Regions from separate parts of the Mus musculus genome. Here region 1 is linked to region 2. A link is a loop called in an ENCODE intact Hi-C map of the cell type or tissue named here. Cell type or tissue: left cerebral cortex. All regions are shown on one strand. Each heading gives the region's core, and the rest is flanking DNA. Links, peaks and the distances in the headings are about the cores only.

Region 1 (9,944 bases), core at 671-8,670, 51 kb after region 2:
ATGCCTTTAATCTGACGCTACAGTTATTAGCTCTTTCACTTTCTACCTCTACAGAAAAGTTTTGTTGTTGTTTTTAAGCTCTGGGATTGGATTTTTGTGTTCCCAGAAGCCAGAATTAAGAAATGGCCAGTAAGGTTCACCACGATGAATCATAGACTTCAGCCCAACTTCCTTTGACAGTGGGAGCTTTTAACCAAATAAAGAGACAGAAACCCAACTCAAACTAGCTTAAGCATGGTCAGATTTATGAGATCCGTGAACCAAAAAGTCCAGGAGAGCCTGATGTTGTGTGCCCAGGTCATGTGCCAGAGCTGGCTTCTTCTCTCTTCGGGGCATTTTCCTCTGCATTGGCTCCATGCTCAGACCAGCTTTCCCCACATAACACAAAGCTTCTGATCAGATCCTGCTAGAGAGCACCAGCCAGCTTCCTTTACCTTCAGCAAACATTCTAGAGCCCATTTGCTGTGATTGGCCAGCTTAGTCACGTGCCCACCTTTCAACCAATAGCACTAAGTTGTTGTTCCCGAAGCTCTCTTAATAATGGTACCTAAACAGTGTGGTCAACATTAAAATGGTAAAGATTCAAGAATTTTGAAATCTATAAAACAATTATAAATTATATATTATATATAAATTATAAAACAAATATATAAATTATAAAAAGCTATAATATAGAAGTATATAACAATTATTGTTAAGCACACGATACTACTTTTCCACCCAAAACGACTGCACTGATGCTACAATCCAAAGTCAGAGCCACTGCCTGTGCCACCACTGGTCAAGAAGAACTCTGTGGCAGAGAGGGCCAAGCTAGGTTTTGTCGAGTGTCTGATATGGTGAGCTGGACTCAGGCTAGAACCCTCCATATGGATGTAGATTCTGCACACCGCGGCTTTTCGTGGCTGCGTGGACTTGTATGTGACACATGATTTGGTGAACTCCACTTCCTCCACTTGTGAAAAGAGGTGAAATTGCTCTCCCCCTCCCCGCTCCCCTCCCCTCCCCCTTCTTCGCCCCTTCCTCTCTTCCTCCCCCACCCCTCCTCAGCAGCTCAAACAGCAGGACTTTATTTTCTCATAATTCTGGGGGTAGAAATTGAAGATTAAGATGCTGACAGCGTTGGCCTGTCTTCCTGGCTTATAGTCTGGTGAGTTCTCTCTGTGTCTTCACTGACACCGTCTGTCTCATCACAGAGTGAAAGATGGACTGAGTCCCCAGCCGTGCTATCTCAGGTGCCAAGTGCCACAAGGCTGGGGCACCATGGAGCCATGATCATATACAGCATATGTATATGTGTATGTGTATGTGTATGTGTATGTGTATATCATATCTATACAGATATATGCATGCATATGTCACATATATGTTATATGTCATACATATACCCATATACACATTACACACACACTATACATATATATCTGGGAACCAATCAAGTCAATTGTTTAGTGTCTATTTAGATTTTTGTAAATATCCTGATTGGTAGAAGACAGCAACCTGGAAATGGATCTTTGTCCTCGAATATCTATTAGCCTGAACCTCGAACTTTGGCTCCAAATACGTTCCTTCTCACTGCCATGAACATACACCTCAGCGCTCAGGCTGACCCAGGGTTACAAAATCATCTTCCCAGGGTTCCCAGTGTTTATGAAATTTGAGGGTCTGCCGTAGTCACTAGAAAGTACCCCAGTAAATGTCCCTCCCACACCCCTTCCTGACGACCTCTTCCTTCTTCCCTCAAATCCCTTTCTATTCCAAGGATCACCTTCTTGAAAGAACATTTACACACTGTTCTCTTTGCTGCCATTTCTGTGCCTAAACCACACTATACACACCAGAACCCAGGAAAATATCTTTGCAGTAATTTTCCTCCAGAGAGTCCATAACTACAGGGCTGTCCGTGGATGCCTGGTGATTCGCCCATCATTTCCCAGAAAAGATTCTGACCCATCTATTTATAAAAGCTGTCATAGAAGGAATTCCATGAACCCTTTAGCTTTGCCGCAGTATAAACAGGTGTCATGCTGGCTGGCTCACCAACTGCCTGGGCTTCCACAACCAGCACAAATGAGCCATTTTCTTTTTTCCCTTAGCTCCAGATGTGACATCCCACCCCACACCTATCTACAACTGAGCTGCCAGTGTCCCTCATGCTGCCTGACACACGGGGCTTCCTGAGCCTGCAAGGAAAGGCAGTCCTGGGGCTACAGGTTTTACTACTTGGTTTTTCAGACCTGCTAGAGGTCCTGTGCAATGGACTGGAAGCTTCTAGAAGGCAGGGTCCTCATGTGGGTCCTTTTCACTCCTCTGTAGTCAGTAACCAGCTTAAAAAGAACAGGCTCATGGGTTGATTGTCACAGAAACATTGACAGCTAATTCTGAGTGAATGTTTAACTTTCACGGCATCCGGGACCAAGAACAAAGTAGCTGAAGGTTATACTGACCGAGAAGATTCAAACCAGTGACCTGGTTGGTAACTGCTTGTTGAGCCCTCTGCCCTGGGCTCACAATCAACAACATGGCTAAAGGAATACGAAGGTTGGAGGCCCCAGAGGGGAGGAGGAAAGCAAGGAGGGGACAGCAAGAAGGAGGACAGGGACAGAGGGAGGCATCACGGGATTAGAGCGTGGGTCAGGAGGGGTTGGAATAAGGGAGAGACAGAGCCAAGAGGAACTTCAGATGGATGGTTGCTATCTTATGGTAGATAGCTCTGGTGGGCTGGAGCTGGGTCACTTCCCTGGGCTCAGCTCCTTATTAGCTGCCCCCTCACTTGGAATCACTTCAGGTGACACTGGAGCTCCTTCATGACCTGATTCCTCTGGCACAACAAGCTGAAACAGTCCAGCGTGTAAAGAGGACACCCAAGAGGCTGCCATGGGCCAGGCCCAGCCATCCCCTCTACACATCCACTGATCAGAACTGCCACAAAATTGCAGGACATAGCCCAGATGGTAGAGTGCTCGCCTAGCTTGTGTTTGCCTGTGTTCCATCCTCTGTACCATATGAACTGGGCATAGTGGTGCAGACCTGTAATCCTAGCATTGGGGAAGTAGAGGCAGGTGGATCTGAAGTTCATGTAAGAATTCCAGGTCAGCCTTAGGCTGAATGAAACCTTGGGGGGTTGTAGGGAAGGGGGGGGGCGAGACAAAGTTGTCTGTGAGACAGAGAAGTACCTTCCATCTTCATGGCCAGAAAGATGGAAAAGGGTGGGTAATGTGAGTTGTCATAGCAAGCCATCTTTATTATACATTCTTCTTACATGCTGTCCTTTCTCCATTCATGGTCCTTCTGTTTAGGTGTCCCCTGAATCTGTAGGAACCATTTACTTTCTCACACCTTTTCTGGGGTCCCTCTCAGGTGATCCCTTGATGTCTCTGAGCTTGCACTAAAGGCACCACCCAATACTGGTGACCTCATACACACACAACTGCCATAGTCTTACCAGCTCCCTGAGACTTGACCTTAAAGTTCAACAAAAGGAACTATGTGCTTTGTCTCTCGATCCTCAAAGTCTATACTTAGTTGGTGGTAGATAATGTGTATTGAATGAAGGATTGGCTAGCTTCTAAAGGGCCAGGATCCTTGGTGTGGCCCAGAACAGTCATTTAACTAAAAAAGGAAAACTACACAGAAAGTCCCCCAGTAACTTTGTTTTGCTGGAGCCCTCCCCTGGGTCAGGTCTCTCATTAGTATCCCTAAGAAGAGCCAAAGTGGCTGGTATTAGAAATCTGGGGAAAGTGCCAATGACTGATTAGAATCCAGCCCACTAGTTGTCTTAAAGAGCCTGATTAGGCTTTCAAGAGAATGTCGGAGTTTGGTCACCGCATCCTGGCAGATGAGGACAAGGGGAATAGATGCCCATTGTAGGAACCGGGCTGTGTCTGCAGCAGGCTCGGAGGGATGGTGGGCCTGCTAGAGTAGCTCCTATTGGCTTATCACCTGAGTATGTCATTATATAGCAACACTCCAGCACAGCATCTATGATCCCCACTTTTCTCTGAGCTACTTTGAGTCAGGATTGAAGGCAGTAAAACCTCATTAACACAGGAGGGGAGAGGTGAGTCACTTCCATGCCTGGCTCCCAGCCAGACTCATTACCAAGCTTAAGAGTGAGAAAGTGTCAGCCTCCTTTTATGTGGGGTGATTGGCTACAGTCTCATCGTTAACAACTTTGGAAGAAGAAAATTATATGGCTCACACATACAAGAACAAATAAAACAAGGTTACCTCATGAAGGATGAGTAACTCTAGCAGTGTACCCAGGTCCTCGGATTCAGGGGGGCAGAGCAGTCACCCACACTTCCTGCTGTCTAGAAGACTGAGAGAGGTCTAGAGAAGTTAGGTATCCACAGCTTTGGGGTCTTCCAAGGCCTCCCTCTTCCTCTCATCCTTGGGTTTGATTCATTAGGGCCAAAGGGATGAACATACACAGATTTTATAACTTTAAATGGAGAATCACACCTTTTGAATCATGCCCTCACTTATGCTTGGATGCCTCTTTTCCTCATTGATTTGTTTCATCTTCAAGTCTTTTGGGAGCCTTTGAAGGGTTCCTGAGGGCACAAGGACAGGCTGCTTAGAGGTATAGTGGCCAGAGGACAGCATTTCCTAATGGCTTCTGGGGAATGGGGGCTATCCTCACCAGAGAGGATGGCAGCTGAGATCTCTTCCAGTGGAGCAGTAGGTATTAACGTCATTAATGCTAGAAGTATGCACAGCTCTGATGGTCATGGGGATGACAGCTAACATGCATTAAAATTTAGAATGCCCTAGGCCCTATTTTAGAAGGCCAACACATAGGGTCTCCTTTAACCTCACAATCGCTGTATTTTCAGTGGGGAAGAAGCTGAAAAATCATTTCCAGGATAGAATAAGAGAGAAACCTCCTGAGAAGTCTCACAAAGCTATGACACTGAGTTCATTCAACCATAGTGGCTCTGCCCTTGGGATCCAGAAAGGATTGTCCATCAACTTTTATTCTGGTTTTCTGCACTTACCCCGCCATGCCACTAATCTTTATACAAAGCTGTCACCATCTCTCACCTCAGCCACAAGTGTCCACAAATACCACTGTTTCCCAATCAAACTGCTGTTAAACTACTCCAAAGGGCAAAACAGAGAGGCAGGAATCACAGTGGGATCCAAGTGCCACCGGGCTCCCTAGAGTTACACAACATGGCAACCCTTTTGTTGCACCTTTGTTCACAGAGCAGAAATTTACCTTGCTCAGCAACAGCAGAGGCCTGCTTCAGACCTGGCAGTTAACCCACAGCCCTAAGCACTCTTATCCCTTTTATCAGCTCCCAGATCAACTCCTGTGCTCTCATATTCCCATAATCTTCAGTAGTCCACGATCCCTTTATACAGCATGGCTCAAAGCCCTCCAACAGCTTTCCATTAACCCCAGGACTCTGTGAGACTCCAGGAGGCCCCATGTGATTCAGCCATCCTGACTTTTTTGGTCTCCTAAGATCTTGCTGAGTCTGTCACCCCAGGACCTTAGCACATGCCATTTCCTCTGCCCCTGCCTCTGCCTTTGTTGTGCTCTATATTTGCCCTGGATCCTTCCTGAGTCCATTCCTCGCCTCATTAAAGACTGTCAAAATGTCACCTTCCACTGAGAGTTCTCTGTGATCTTTTCATGTAAAATAAGCCCTAACTCTCACCTTCATTCCTTGGTCCTTCCTAGTTGAACTTCAAAACAGAATTCGTACTTATTAATGTCTTGGTGTACAGCCCCTTGGTTTGTATATGCTTGGGCCAGGGAGTGGCACTATTAGTAGGTGTGGCCTTGTTGGAGTAGGTGTGTCACTGTGGCTGTGGGCTTTAAGACCCTCACCCTAGCTGCCTAGAGGCCAATATTCTGCTAACAGACTTCAGATGAAGATGTAGAACTCTCAGCTTCTCCTGTGCCATGCCTATCTGGATGCTGCCATGATCTCTCACCTTGATGATAATGGAATGAACCTCTGAACCTGTAAGCCAGCCCCAATGAAATGTTGTCCTTACAAGAGTTGCCTTGGTCATGGTGTCTGTTCACAGCAGTAAAACCTGAATTAAGACCCTTAGTTGGATACAACCTGGGATGTTTTCACCTTGTCACTGGGCTTCCAGGGCTAGAAGAGCACTCTGCCTGTCATGTGGTGGGAGCTCAGTTGGGTAAATGGAGATGCACCTGCCTGACCCCCACACTTGGTCAGATCTCGGGATAAGGTGGGGAAAGGAGCGTGGGGAAGCCCAGGAGAGGAGAAGAAAGTCGCTCTTCTTATTTCTGCATTTATTTGGTGACGTGGACTATGTAGCACGTGTCACATACTATCTCCATCCATTCTCACATTCTAAGAGAGGAAACCATGAGCTTGGTGGGCGGGACCCATCTGTATCAATTCCTGACCTGCTCTTGGTCACAGTGAAGGACTTCTTATCAAAGATGAATTGCTTATCGCCATGTGCCCAAACCACTTATGATTCACCTGCTTTATCTTATGGTCTGTTTAATTTGTATTGCTTTCTACTGTATCTGTAAGATAAAAGGCTTACTCCTACACCCACCACTTCCTCCACTCGGCCTTTGAAACCTCCCAGTGTATTTGTATCATTTGTTAAACCCATGTGGCTTTCCTCTGTAAGTGGCTGTGTCAGGTTTGCAGGGGAAGGATCCTGAGTTTTTCTAAAGATTTTTTTTCTAAACACTCCTTTAGAAACCAAGATATCGTTATACAAAGCAACAAACCACATGTCAGCTGCCTGATCATTCAGTCCTATGCTAAAGCCTGCTACAAGGCTTAAAACCTTCATTTGGTGCCAATGAAAATTCCCAGGGTTATTATCAGAATTTTTTTTGAATTTTCATGCTTTTATTATGAGAATGTTGAACACTGGCCTCTGAAACAATTTAGTTTTATGCTTCACTAAATACATCAAAATTATGAGCATGAGGCTTTAAAACTTAACAACTCTATTTCTAATATTTTTGTATTTATAACATTTTTATTGATTATTTGGAAATAAAAAAAACTTAGAAAATCTCCTTCCCTAGGCTAAACCTTCCTTGGTTCCTGTGTAGTAAGACATGGGCCATTCAGTTGGTTTGTGGTTAACCTGAGTTTACACAATAAGGACGTGGCTCCCACTGCAAGCTTATGCCTGACCAAGTTCGGCCTGCAAGCAGGGCCTCAGGTTATGTACAAGTTCAAGATGAACAGCACAAGCTTATGCAGATGGGGCAGGGATGAGCCTGATAGGTCCCTCTGTTCTTCTATCTGTGTACCAGTGTAAGCCCCTAAGTCTAACTTGGGGCTACAGTTGGGATCTTAGGTCACGTATTACAAGTTGAATGCCTCTAATCTGAAAATTACATAAAAGAGTCCGAAGAGATGGCTCAGTGGTTAAGAGTACTTGTTCTTGCAGAAGACCCAGGTTCTATTCCCAGCAAACACATGACAGTTCACCACTGTCTGTAACATCAGTTGGAGAGCCAATACCTTTGTCTAATCTCCAAAGGTACCAAGAGTGCATATGGTGCACAGACAGACATGAAAGCAAAACACTCACACGCATAAAATCAAATAAGCTGGGGTTAAGCTCTGTTGGTAAAGCGCTTGCCTTGAATGAAGACTTGAGTTTGTTCCCCATAATTCACGTTGAGAGAGAGAGAGAGAGAGAGAGAGAGAGAGAGAGAGAGAGAGAGAGAGAGGGAGGAAGGGAGGGGGGAGGGAGGAAGGGAGGAAGGAAGAAAAAGAGAAAGAAGGGAGGGAGGAAGAGAGGGGAGAAAGAAAGCTGAGCATGGTTGCATGTGCTTGTATTTCCAATATTAGGGAAGCAGAGATGAAGAGACAGATCTCTTGGCTTGCTGGATGGCCAACCAGCCTAGCCAGTTAGGTGAGCCCCAGATCCTGAGGAGAGACCATGTCTCAAAAAGCAATGCAGACAGCTCCTGAGGAACAACACTCAGGCTGACCTCTGGCCTTTACACTCACACACTTTTTCTTTATTATATAAGACTGCCAATAAGTTATACTTTTAAGGCATATATGAAACATGTACAGATTTCACATTTAGAATATTAGAGTCTCATCCCTAATATACTTCATGTGAACATTTCAAAACCAGGAAACGAATGTAACCCAAAACACTTCTATCTCAAGTATTCTGGTCAAGAAAGACTTGAGTGGTATAATTTAGACTCACTACAGGTTTAGACTCTCTTGGCACTGTGAGATCCTGGAGGCTGCTTTCTCTCAAAGGCTAATAATACTGAATACCATAGTCCTAATCAGATATACTTGATTATAGAGCCAACTTAACTTCTGGATTTGGCATTCATTTGCCCTAAAAGGACAGCAAATCTGTACATATTCCTGAACCTCAATTCTTATCCACACAGGGTCCTGAAAGAATTCTTTCTCTTGGGACTCAAATTGCAAACTTGTCCCTGGTCACATAGCTACAGCACGGAAGAGAGAATTTGAATTCTAATCTTTTGAGTTCATGTTACAAGGGAACGAGACTAACCGAGGCAAAAATAAGCAAATCCTGCCCTTTGTGAGGTCCAGAGTTCCATCATCAACACTGGCTGTGAGTATTGCAGTCTATAAAACATTCTCAGGCTCTTGTACAAGAGATTGTTAGAGGAGATCGGGAAGGCACTGGAGAGATGGCTCCGTGGTTAAAAGCCCTTGTTGCTGCTTTGCCAGAGAACCCAACTTTGGTTCCCTGTGTTGACATCAGACAGCTCACAACAGTCCCTAACTCCAGCTCCTGTCTGGCCTCCTCAGGCACTTGGCATAAATACATACATTAGACACAAAAATTTAAAACTATACAGGTATAACCAATGGCTAACAGAGAATTGAATTGCCACAACTGGGTAAGTGAGGGAAGAGATAAGCCTTGACAGCCTCAGAAAGCAAGGAAGAATTCAAAATTACATAGTAACTGATCTTCACAATGATGCCGTGAATCAGCAAGGCCAATGGGACCTGGGAGTCACAGCACTCATGTTTTATAAGGACAAATCTTCCATCAAAAGTGTTTCACACAGCCTAAGTCCCTCAGTGAACATGAGTTAGATATTGGCTATTTTATTCTTCTGGAATTCTTCATCTGCAAACAGTCCGAGACAAATGGAATGTTATAGTATATAATATATGTGATATATATATATGGATATATATACATACATATATGTATTTCAAACATAGGTTCTAGAGCAACGTTCACAGTTACTACTTTAATTTAGCTGCTTATTACACACTTCTAAACATTTGAGAGGCTGAGACATTAGGCTCTTGAGTTTGAGACCAGTCTAACTTACATAGAAAAACCCTTCATGGTGTGTGGTGGTGGGGACTCCTAAAGTTGTTGATAGCAGGATACTTTAGAGTTACATTTACACAGAACTATACTGTCACAGTGCATTTATACTGCAACAGTATATTTATACTGTATAAGGTATGTTTATACTGTATTTCATTTTAATGAAACTGGTTTTTACTCAATGACCTAAAATTCTCAAGTCACTGCTTGCCAATGAACCAATATGTGACTTACTGTATTTGGAGGTACAAAGCGTCTTATTCTTTTTCAGTTTCCAGGCATCGAGTTTGCAGTGAAAAACAAACAAAATACGTTTTCTATAGTGCTTAAGGCTCTTCAGATAGCTCAACACTAACACACAAGAGGCAGATGTGGCTGTTAGATGGCCACGAACCCTGGCTTGCCTTTCATCCAGAAGAGGTTGACTTTCCACCCTAAGCATAGACAGAGGATGCTTCTGCTCTCCCTAGCGAATGCCCTCCCTGATCAGCTACTATCCAGATAGAGCTGCCCTGCTCCAGGTAGCCAGAAGACTGGCTCATACAAACTTTGCTATACAGGTCCCTACAGCCTCCTCCCGAGTGACATCAGCCACAGCTAAGCCAATTCGGAGGCCAATGGAA
Region 2 (9,944 bases), core at 742-8,741:
TATCTATTGATATATGTAAATACACTGTAGTTATCTTCAGACTCGCCAGAGGAGGGTGTCAGATCTCATTAGATATGGTTGTGAGCCACCATGTGGTTGCTGGGATTTGAACTCAGGACCTTTGGAAGAGCAGTCAGTGCTCTTAGCCACTGAGACATCTCTCCAGCACCCCCCCCCAATACACAAGCTTTTATGAGAATAGATGATTTTCACTCATCTCCTGTATATAACCAAAAGTAGAGTTCCTGAATTATGCGATCACTTATTGAATATTTTGAGGGGCTATCTTGCTTATTGCCATAGTGCACCCCAATAGTCATGCATCAGGGTTCCGATGTCTTCACGGACTCACTGCCATTTCACAATCTTCCTCTGATTTTAATCTCCAAGTGTGAATGGTATCTGCATCTCATTGTTTGATTTTTCTGGTGGCTTGAGCCGATGGTCCTGATATCCAAGCCCGCCATCTTTCTCTTTCTTTGCTCTTCATGTCACTGTACACAAAGGAAAACTGAGTTGTCTCCTGGGCCATGATCACACCAGCTCCCTGAGCACTCCTGAGGAGGTGGGAGGATTTGTGTGTGCTTTGATATGTTTGGGGGTTTAACACCACTAAATTTTGTCAATTGCTCTTCTTTAAAAGTCTCTGACAGGGGGCTGGAGAGATAGCTCAGCAGGTAAGAGCACTGACTCTTCTTCCTGAGGTCCTGAGTTCAATTCTTAGCAACCACATGGTGGCTCACAATCTACAGTATACTCATATACATAAAATAAATAAAATCTTTGTTCTTTTTTTAAAGTCTCTGATGGTTTTAAAATTCTGAGGGCTTTCTCGTCTTCCAGAGACTGAAAGTCTGCTCCTACTTTCCATGCTAGGCAGGTTCCATTCACCTGTAACTCCAGCTCCAGGAGATCCAGCACCTCTCCTGGCTTCCTTGAGTACCTGCATACACGCAGCATGCACACCCACACAGACACACATCCAGATATGTATAACTAAAACAAACCAAAACAAGACCTCTCCACATCTCTATTTACAAAAGAGGGTTTCAATAAATGGATAGCATAAATAAAAATGTGAAGGATGGGTTGGAGAGATGGACCAACAGTTAAGAACATTTCTTGTTTTTGAAAAGGACCTGAGTTCAACGCTAAGTATCCATGCTGGGTAAACTACAACAGCCTGCAACTCCAATCCCAGGGGCATCCTAAGCCTCTGGTTCCTGCACTCACGCTAACATACCCCCACACAAGTATGTAATTAAAAATAAAGTCTTAAATAAATAAATGAGACCATATCCTAAATATCAAACAGTATGAGACGTAACAACCAAATGCAATGCATATAATGTACATAATGTATATAGTTTATTTGTACCACAGTTTGAACAAAACAGTAGAAAAAACATCTGGGGGGGCAATCTGCAAAGGTGTTAGATGACACTAAAGAGTTGTTGCTAATTATGGCAGCCATGATTAGAGCATTGTCTTATGGGCAAACATAGACATGCTGCCAGAGCATCTATTGAGGTAAATAACAGTGTCTGGAATTTGCTTCAAAATGTATCGCACAGAGAAAGATAGATAGGTAGATAGATGGATGGATGGATGGATGGATGGATGGATGGATAGATAGAGATAGATAGATAGATAGATAGATAGATAGATAGACAGACAGATAAATGGATGGACGATGGATGGATGGATGGATGGATGGATGATGGATGGACAGATGGACAGACAGACAGAGAGATAGGTATATAGGAAGAGAGAGTATGTGTTTATGGCTGGCAAAATGTAGACAGGATACAGCAGCTCCCTCTCTGTCTTCTACTTTTATGTTCATTTATAATGCTTAATATCAACACCACCACCAACAACAACAATAATGATTGTGGAGGCAATGCTAAAATCTGAATATGGACTGAAAAAAATAGAAAATAGGTGAATCCTGGACTATAGAATACATTTCACTATATCCACTTGGTATATTTTTAGATTTATTATTTTTCAAGTAGCTAACATACATACAGAACTCTGACTTAAAATCTACAGTATAAACTGATGTTTTTTTGTGGGTTCAGGTCTCTCTTTTAGTATGAATCTTTCTGGCTGACATTTGCATTGCTTTATGTAAGCTATAGCCAAATTTCTCCTCTGTAATTTAACTTTAGCTTCTTCAAAGAGAGAGCAAGGGTCCTAGACAGTATAGGCCAATTTATCTTCCCGTATTTTTCATCCAGCAACACCACTTACATATCAACATTGGTTGTAAAGGCATCTAGGAATTGAGTATTCTCACCCCTTGGTTTGCTTTTCAACTTTACACCGTTGCACTTAATTCTTATAATGGTTAAGTAAGTTACCCTGTCATGACCACAAGGACTATGTCACCATCAGACCTGAGGACAAGTGCAACCGAGTCTTGAGAAGCATGCTGCTTAGCTGCCATGAGCACATGGTGCAGCCTTGTACTTGAGAGGAACTGGTGGACACACTGTCACAAGAATAGAGAGAGGGCTGGCCTTGAAAATTCACGTGTTGGAGCTTAACTCCCAAGACAATGGTGTTAGGAGATGGCATCCTTACGAGCAATCGACCTCATGGATCGATTCAGATTGTAAAAGGAATTTGTGTGTGTGTGTGTGTGTGTGTGTGTGTGTGTGTGTGTGTGTGTGAGAGAGAGAGAGAGAGAGAGAGAGAGAGAGAGAGAGAGAGAGGGAGAGAGAGAGAGAGAGGATCTACTTCCATTTGATTTTTCTCCAATGTGAGGACTTGGGAACAAGGCATCATCTAGGATGCCGAGAAGAGCCTATATCAAACACCAAATCTTCTGTTTCTTGATCTTGGACTTCTAGTCTGTAGGACTGTATAAAGTCAACTCACGTTCTTTGTAAATTCCCAGTCTAAAGTATCTGCTATGGCAGCATTGTCCTGGTTTCATTTTGGTTGCTGTAATAAAATACTGACCAAAAGCAATTTTGTAGAAAGGAAGAGTTTATTTGGCTTATATACTTCCAGGTCATAGTCCACCATTGAGGGAAGTCAAGACAGGAACTCAAGCAGAAACCTAAATCAGAAACCACGGAGAAATGCTATGATTGGCTTGCTTGCAGGCTTGTGGTTAGCAAGCTTAGTCCAGGGCTACCTTCTTGGGTTTGGTGTTGACCACAGGAGACTGAGCCCTGTTAAATAAGTTACCAATCAATGACATTCCTCACAGACAAGCTCACAGGCCAATCTGATCTGGAAAGTCCCTCAACTGAGACCCTAGGCAGTGTCAAGTTGACATTTAAAACTAGGATAAAGCATGAACCGAGACAGAAATCATGATGTGTATATTCGACTGTGAAGATGGTGATCTAAATAGCTCATCTAATAGCTGCTTGAAGCAACCTAAGTCATTTGACTGAATTGTCTTCCATTGATTTCTTCCAGCAATGAGTACCTGCCTAACACGTATGCCAAGTCTGAAGAAGACTCAGCATAGTGCTTCATTCAATCTGCCCAATAGTGGCCATGACTAGGAAATGGGGAGTTAGGGAACAAAGCCTCCCAGAGAGGGAGGGAGGCGAGTGATTTTCAATCAAGCAGGGCTGGCTGCTACCCACTTCTACAGTTATTTGTTCAACTGGTTCTTGTGTTTATGCTGAAAATCATGGCCAGCAACTGACTCTCAAGCCTTCGGGGGCTCTCAGCATGTCCCCCTGGGGTGAGGCTGGGAGTGGCTGAGTGTTTGTTTTCCTCTGCCAGGTGGTTTGGCAGCCGTGTCCTTGTAGAACACAGTGTGTTCCTGTGAGAGTGTGTGAGTGAGTCACTGTGGGTCAGCTACGACGTGAGCTCTGGAAGGCGCCTTTGTGAACACTGGAACAGCCTCCCTGCTTCTCAGATGGGGAGAGAAGAGTAAGAGGACTTGGGTATCACACTGACCACCGTAGTCAGCAGATGCAGGGATGCTATTGTGCACCAATTCCGAACCTCTGCCCACGATTCTCTGAAGCTTAGAGAGACATCCCGGGATCTCTGGATGACAATTATCAAGAACAAAAGTGATCACTGAACGCTAACAAGGCAATTATAACATCTAAGACTACTGAATGAGAATGGATCTTTGGTGATCATGTAGCCCAAAGTCCGGTGATGGTAATGGAATTGTCTGAGGCATAAGCTAAAACAAGCAAATGAATGCTAAAGACTGAGGAACTGTTATGGAGAAATACATGCTATCTAAGCTATTGACCATAGTAACCAAGCTGGCTTGGTTAATTTTATTTCACATGTCTCTACCTCCTGTACCCGATACGTGATAGCTTCTAGATATGATGTCTTTAAAAAGGTTGTGAAACTTATCATTGGATTAACACGACATTTGTTCCATGAGGAGATTAAAGGTCTCAAGAAGATTGCTGGTGTAGTGAGGGTTTTGAAGTTGGCCTTGGGAAGGGGACTGGATTCTGAGGGTGATTTATGGGAGTGAGGAAGAGTGTGTTCTCACCAAGAGGGGGCAGACATGTTACAGATGAAGAAGCGAGTGAGCGATCTTGGGTTTGGAGAGTCTTGGCACATCCAGCTGGCCACAACAGTGTAGAGCTGAAGTAAGGGTATGAATGGACGGGCTTGCTGCCAAAGACCCAGAACTCTCTGTCCCTTCATTCTTTAGGTGTCAAAGACATGCTCTGTTTTGAGGAGGGAAAGATACACATGAACCGTTCTCAGCTACTAGACAGTCCCGATTCTCAAAGATTTCCCCTGCATCCTCCAAACACACTGTTCTAGTTAGGACAAAACTGACTTTCTTGAGAAATACTTTCTGCTCTTGAAAGCATAGTCCTGATGACCCAGGCTCAGCTGGCTCAGGAAGCTCAGGGAGGCGAGCGCATTAGACACGCTGGAAGAATATGTTTGCTGAACAGTCTTCATTCTCCAGAAGGGTTCAGACACAGGTCACATTCAGGGCTGGGGTTTGAGCCAGTGCTGATGGGTATCAGTACCTGCTTGCCCCAAGACCTTAAGCTGTATTTGTTCTTGTGCCTACAGGGGAAGCAAGCACAACTGCTCTCTGGGTACTTCCTCCTAGCCCGTCTACTTTCGCTAAGCCTTTCGGATTTCATTAAAGTTTTAAGAGCAGCGTTAGAACTTTATGGTTATCTGCTGATTTGGTCCAGCCAATAAGTTTCTAATTTCTTTTGCATTTATTTAATTAGTGTTGGGGAGCAGGTATGTGCATACCATAGAGTCTGTCTAAAAGTCAGAGGACAATTTAAGGGAGTTGGTTCTTTCTTCTCACCATGTGGATTCCAGGGATTGAACTCAGGTCCAGGCTTGGTGGCAAGTGTTTGTAGCCATTGAGCCATACTGCTGGCTCCAATAACTGTTTTTATTGGTAGGTGGGGTCATCTAATTTGTGGCTAGTCACAATTACTCTTGACCTGGTCTTGGTAGTTAGATTAAAGGTCAGGCACTCTGCACCAATAAATACTTACCTAAGACTTATGCTTTGATGCTGGAGGAAAGAATACTTTGTTCTGGAGTTGTCACATTGTGGTTCCCATGACAATGGTGCTGTGGTTCCCACCTCTCTGAGTCTTGCTTCTTTTACTTGTTCTTAGGTGATGCTCTGTTTGGCTCAAATATCTTCCTGCCCGTGAATCTCCTTTTCAGGGTGGTGTCCCCGAAAACCCAGCAGAAGGGTGGGGGAGGTCCTTGATGCTTGACTTGTCAGAAAATTTCCCTTTCATCTATAGTATAATTAAGACAGAAATAGGTAAGGATTCAGGAAGCATTCAGAAGCCATTTAACATGTTTACTAAAGGGAATTTCAAACCAATAGTCTCTTTTCTGCTATCAAGAATATTTTAGGATAAGCTCAAAGCAGTTTTGCCTATAGTCGTGGAGTGGCCTCTCCAGGACGTTTCTACCTCCATTTTTATCAAGAATGATCTGCATATCCAAGGGTTGCTCTAATGGGAAGATTTCAGAGAAGTTTGCGGTTTGTGTTGGTCCAGATTCACTTCCTTTTTGCTGAGTGGGTAATGATGACAGATGCCTCTGAACCAGCAGGTAAGGAGTGCCCAGTAATGGCCAGTCTGCTAAGTCCAGTCACTTTCACTGCCTAGTCATCAACAAGATTGTTGTTCTTAAAGTCTACGGCCAGCAAAACGACAGCAGCCACTCCTAAAGTCAAGACAACTTGATCTATCTCTGGGGCAGGCAAAGGTGTGTGGCCCCAGGGCCAGGGATGCCTCACTCTCACCCACACATAGAGATAGCATCTTTCTATACTCTACTGGCCAAGCCATGTGCCTGGGGGTCACTGTGACCGCTTGGAAGACTGTATAAATTTCTCCAGTCTTCACAAAGGTGCCCACAGAAGGTTCAACCTGCCAAGAGAACCTGCCCTCCCTCTCCCACATAATCCTTTTCTTCTTTAAAAAACAAAGGAGCTTGGGGCCCAGCTTGGAGCCCAGCATGGGCTTGCCAGGAACAGGGGCATACCTGTCATCTGCAGGTGTGTTCATGGTTCACGGAGCATGGAAGCTTAATGTATTTTCACATTGGCTAGGAATGTGTTTACCTGTTATTCTAGCTCATAGCCAGACAAGAAAGATTAGTGCCGGGCATGTTGAGTTTACTGAAAAGCTCAGAAACCAAAGGAGGCTAAATGGTGTGCTTCCTTTCCTCTGTTATATGCCTGTGTCAAATGAAGATTTTGGGCACCATCTTGAAAAGTTCCCTGTGATAACTTCACCTTCTTGTTAATAATAGGCACTTGTTAATAAAAACAGGGGGGTTAGCCAAAAGTCATGCTTCAATCCTGTTTTCATGGCCAGGGCCTCTTGGCCCATAGCAAAGGGACAGAAAAACCTAGGTAAGGTGCAGGATCAGGCCACTTATGACAAGTTGCAGCCCCTGCAGTAAGACATGAGCTAAGGAACCTAAGGTTGGTGAGAGAGTTGCCATGTTTGTGTCCCAAACCCCGAGTCTGAGGGTAACAGAAAGAACTTTTTTTTGGAGATCTGAGAGTCAATGGGAAAGGAGCTTGGCTTTGGCTTGTTCTCTGCCTTGCTTGATTCTGAAATCACCTTAACCAGTGAATACATAAAACTAGTATAAGAAAACGGAGCCCAGAGTGCACTTGCCAGACGGCAAGCACAGGAAGGGTCACTGGCATGGAGCTCTTTGGGTGACTTAGCCTCTGATCTTGTCATTGCTTTGATGGAGGAACTCTTTCTAATGGTCATGGAAAGCATTCGTGAATGATTCAGCAAGTCGGAGTTTGCCATCTGGATCCAGGAAAAGAGAGAGAGAGGGAGGGAGGGAAGGAGGGAGAGAGGGAGGGAGGAAGAGAAACAAACAGAGAGGCAAAGAGACAGAGAAGAGAGGAGAGAGGGAGGGAGGGAGAGAGAGAGAAAGAGAGAGAGAGAGAAGGAGAGAGAGAGAAGACCATTGTGTGGATTGAAGGATGACAGGCAGGATTTGGAGACAGAGGCAGTTAAGGAATGATGGGTAAGCTGGTCCCTGTCTTGCAAGCTCACCTTTTTCATGAGCTTGTCCTGGGTTAAAAAGCCAGGTCGAATAGTCCTCGCCTTGACTCTACTCCAGTGCATTGGGAGGTGCAGAATTCCTTGCTTTTGTGGAGCAGAGTGTCTCAGGCTTCCAGACATAAACAGCACATCCTGCAGACAGACAGACACTGTTGAGTCAGGTTCGGGACACAGGGCCCCACAGAGATCAGATGACGGTCACCCCTAAAGAAAACGAAGGCTTCCTGGGCAAAGTTACTTTGAATTCCAGAGTTAGCATGAAGCATCTGGAAAAAGAAAGCCAGGCGGAAGTAACTGCAGAAGGGACTGCAGCTGCTGCTACCTCTGTGGGTGAGGACCTAGAGAAAGTCCAAAATGTTTGTCTGCACAAACATCCCTTGATCACAGGAAGTCCACCCCTTTCTTCCACTTGCCTGCCTCTCTCCTATACTTTTGCCTGCCCCCCACCATTCATCCATTCATTATCTACCTATCTCTCTTCCCGTACATTCACCTATCTACCTTTCTGCCCATTATCCTGTCATCCACCCTCCTATCCATCCACCTACGCCTCTGCCTTCCAATGCTACTATAGAAAGAGCACATGTGCTAAGCTAGGGATGGGGAGCCGCCTGTCCCATCTACTCACATGTGGGTGGGATTAAGGGAGTCCTCTCCGGTATAGGAAACAACTTACAGATGTAAGATACCCAAAGATGCCAGAGCACCTAAGCTGTTGACTAAGCTGTGTCAATATGATTCAGTCACTTTCTAATATCTCAGTGTCTTAGTTTCCTCTTGTGTAAAATGCAGGAAACACAGAGTTTTCAGCTTACGGGACAGTGATAGTCACTTAAGGAGAAATCAAAGTACTAAGTACAGTGGCCAGCATGTAGCATGCTCAGTAGATTTAATCAGCACTAAAAGTGAGGTGTTTGGAGAACTGGGAAAGAATTCGGCCATCTCAAAGCCAATAGGCAAGGAGGGTTTCTTAGGAAGCTAAGAGATGTGTTAGAAGTCATGTCAGGTTCTTGGCATGGTATTTTCCAATGTCCAGCTGCTGGGCATGAAGAGAGTAAACAGAGGAGAGGAGCTAAGACCTCAGGTTTTCTTCATGCTTGCCCTCATCTTTGCAGAGGGCCAGCAATGGCTCAAATTAACACTGAGCCAAAAGGGCCCTGGTGAGAAAAGCAACAGGAAGAGGAATGAGCCAAGGAAGAATAGAGGGACAAAGTCAACAGAGACCCCGTGTCAGAAATCCTACAGGACTCTGACAGGAAGTCTGGCCACCAGGAGAGCTGCTGGAGCTTTGAGAGCCTCCAAGCCTGGGGGAGTCCTGGCGATTCTCTATTTAATAATCCCCCAGGGAAGTTACTTGTAGAGAAAGGTCAGAAGTTGCCTTAAGGACAACAGCCAAGGGTTCCTGCAACCAGCATGGAGACTTCTGCCAGCACACAGGAATGTCTGAAGGAAGCAGGGATTCCAGTCAGGAATCAGTTGTTTGGGTACACAGGGGTCAGAGGACAGCATCCTTGGCAGGAGAGTTGTGAACATCCTTAAATCCATAGGCTCCTGGCCAGCTGGTTTCTGGATCATGAGGATCATGGTCATGTTGAGAGAGGATGCTGGAGTTAACAAGAGGGCCCCTCCAATTTAGGGACATGGATGGTGAGCGTGAACTAAACAGGTGAAGGTGACAACTGGTGCCACCTTGGGGGACCTTCAGTAGAGGTTTCTGAGGCTCTTTCTGTATTGCTAGAAGGGAGAAATCAATATTATCTCAGCACAACAAAGCCTTATGAAGACAGGAGAGCAGAGAGGTCACAGACCTCTTCCTTCCAGTATAGAAACTCAAAACTGGGGAGCCGAGCTGCAGGGAGGAGTGGAGCAGACTCATCACTGAAGGGCCAATATGCAGCAGAGACCACCCTTAAGTAGGTAGGTCAAATGTTACCGGAGTTGTTTAGAGCAGAGCCTGGACCCTGCTAACCCTAATAAGCTAGGCCTGGCCACCAGGTCTCAGTGGGACAATTTAAATTAAAGTTGTAAAAAGTAATGATGAGGAAGAGAAAACAGTCACTGTGGCCCTGTCCGGCAGAGGTACCAAGATGTCCCCTACATTCCCAAGTCCATCCTCCATGTCCTGACATGGTTTAGTTTAAATAGAAGGTCTGAGACATGCGTAACTAAATAGTCCTGGTCAAGGTGTGGTAGGTCTCTTTCATCATAGCTGTCTGTCTACAATGGAGGACTGGAGTCCCTTCTGTGAAGAGGCCTGACAGGTTGGCAGAGCCGTGTGTAAAATCTCTTTCTGGTAGACAAGCTCTTCTGGCTGACACCATGAGATTCTTGGGAAATTCCAATTTCCAGAGAATCATATTTTAGTAGTCTGGTAGCCAATCGAAAGATACAAGTGTCACT

The links. A loop is a pair of places that touch in the nucleus more often than their neighbours do. Peaks named below come from ENCODE experiments on the same cell type or tissue, not always from the same donor. Only the 100,000 strongest peaks of a DNase experiment are listed, where the experiment ranks them.
Region 1: it touches region 2 in a loop (1.9-fold over the local background); 3 of 42 quality-filtered maps call a loop at or near these places.

The regions. Positions count from the first base shown.
Region 1 is chr3:121,682,759-121,692,702 of GRCm38, forward strand. 4930432M17Rik (RIKEN cDNA 4930432M17 gene) reads left to right here. Exons shown (of 6, transcript NM_001033814.2): 6 at 55-224. The coding sequence ends at 77. Among named protein-coding and RNA genes, the nearest start is that of 4930432M17Rik, 17 kb to the left of the region's middle. In left cerebral cortex, for the core only: no CTCF peak of the experiment used is centred there; DNase peaks (open chromatin) are centred at 3,809 and 4,044.
Region 2 is chr3:121,631,957-121,641,900 of GRCm38, forward strand. It overlaps A730020M07Rik (RIKEN cDNA A730020M07 gene), which reads right to left. Exons shown (of 3, transcript NR_036458.1): 2 at 7,536-7,676; 3 at 5,170-5,738. Among named protein-coding and RNA genes, the nearest start is that of A730020M07Rik, 9.5 kb to the right of the region's middle. In left cerebral cortex, for the core only: a CTCF peak has its summit at 4,487; DNase peaks (open chromatin) are centred at 3,710 and 4,597; H3K27ac peaks cover 592 bases.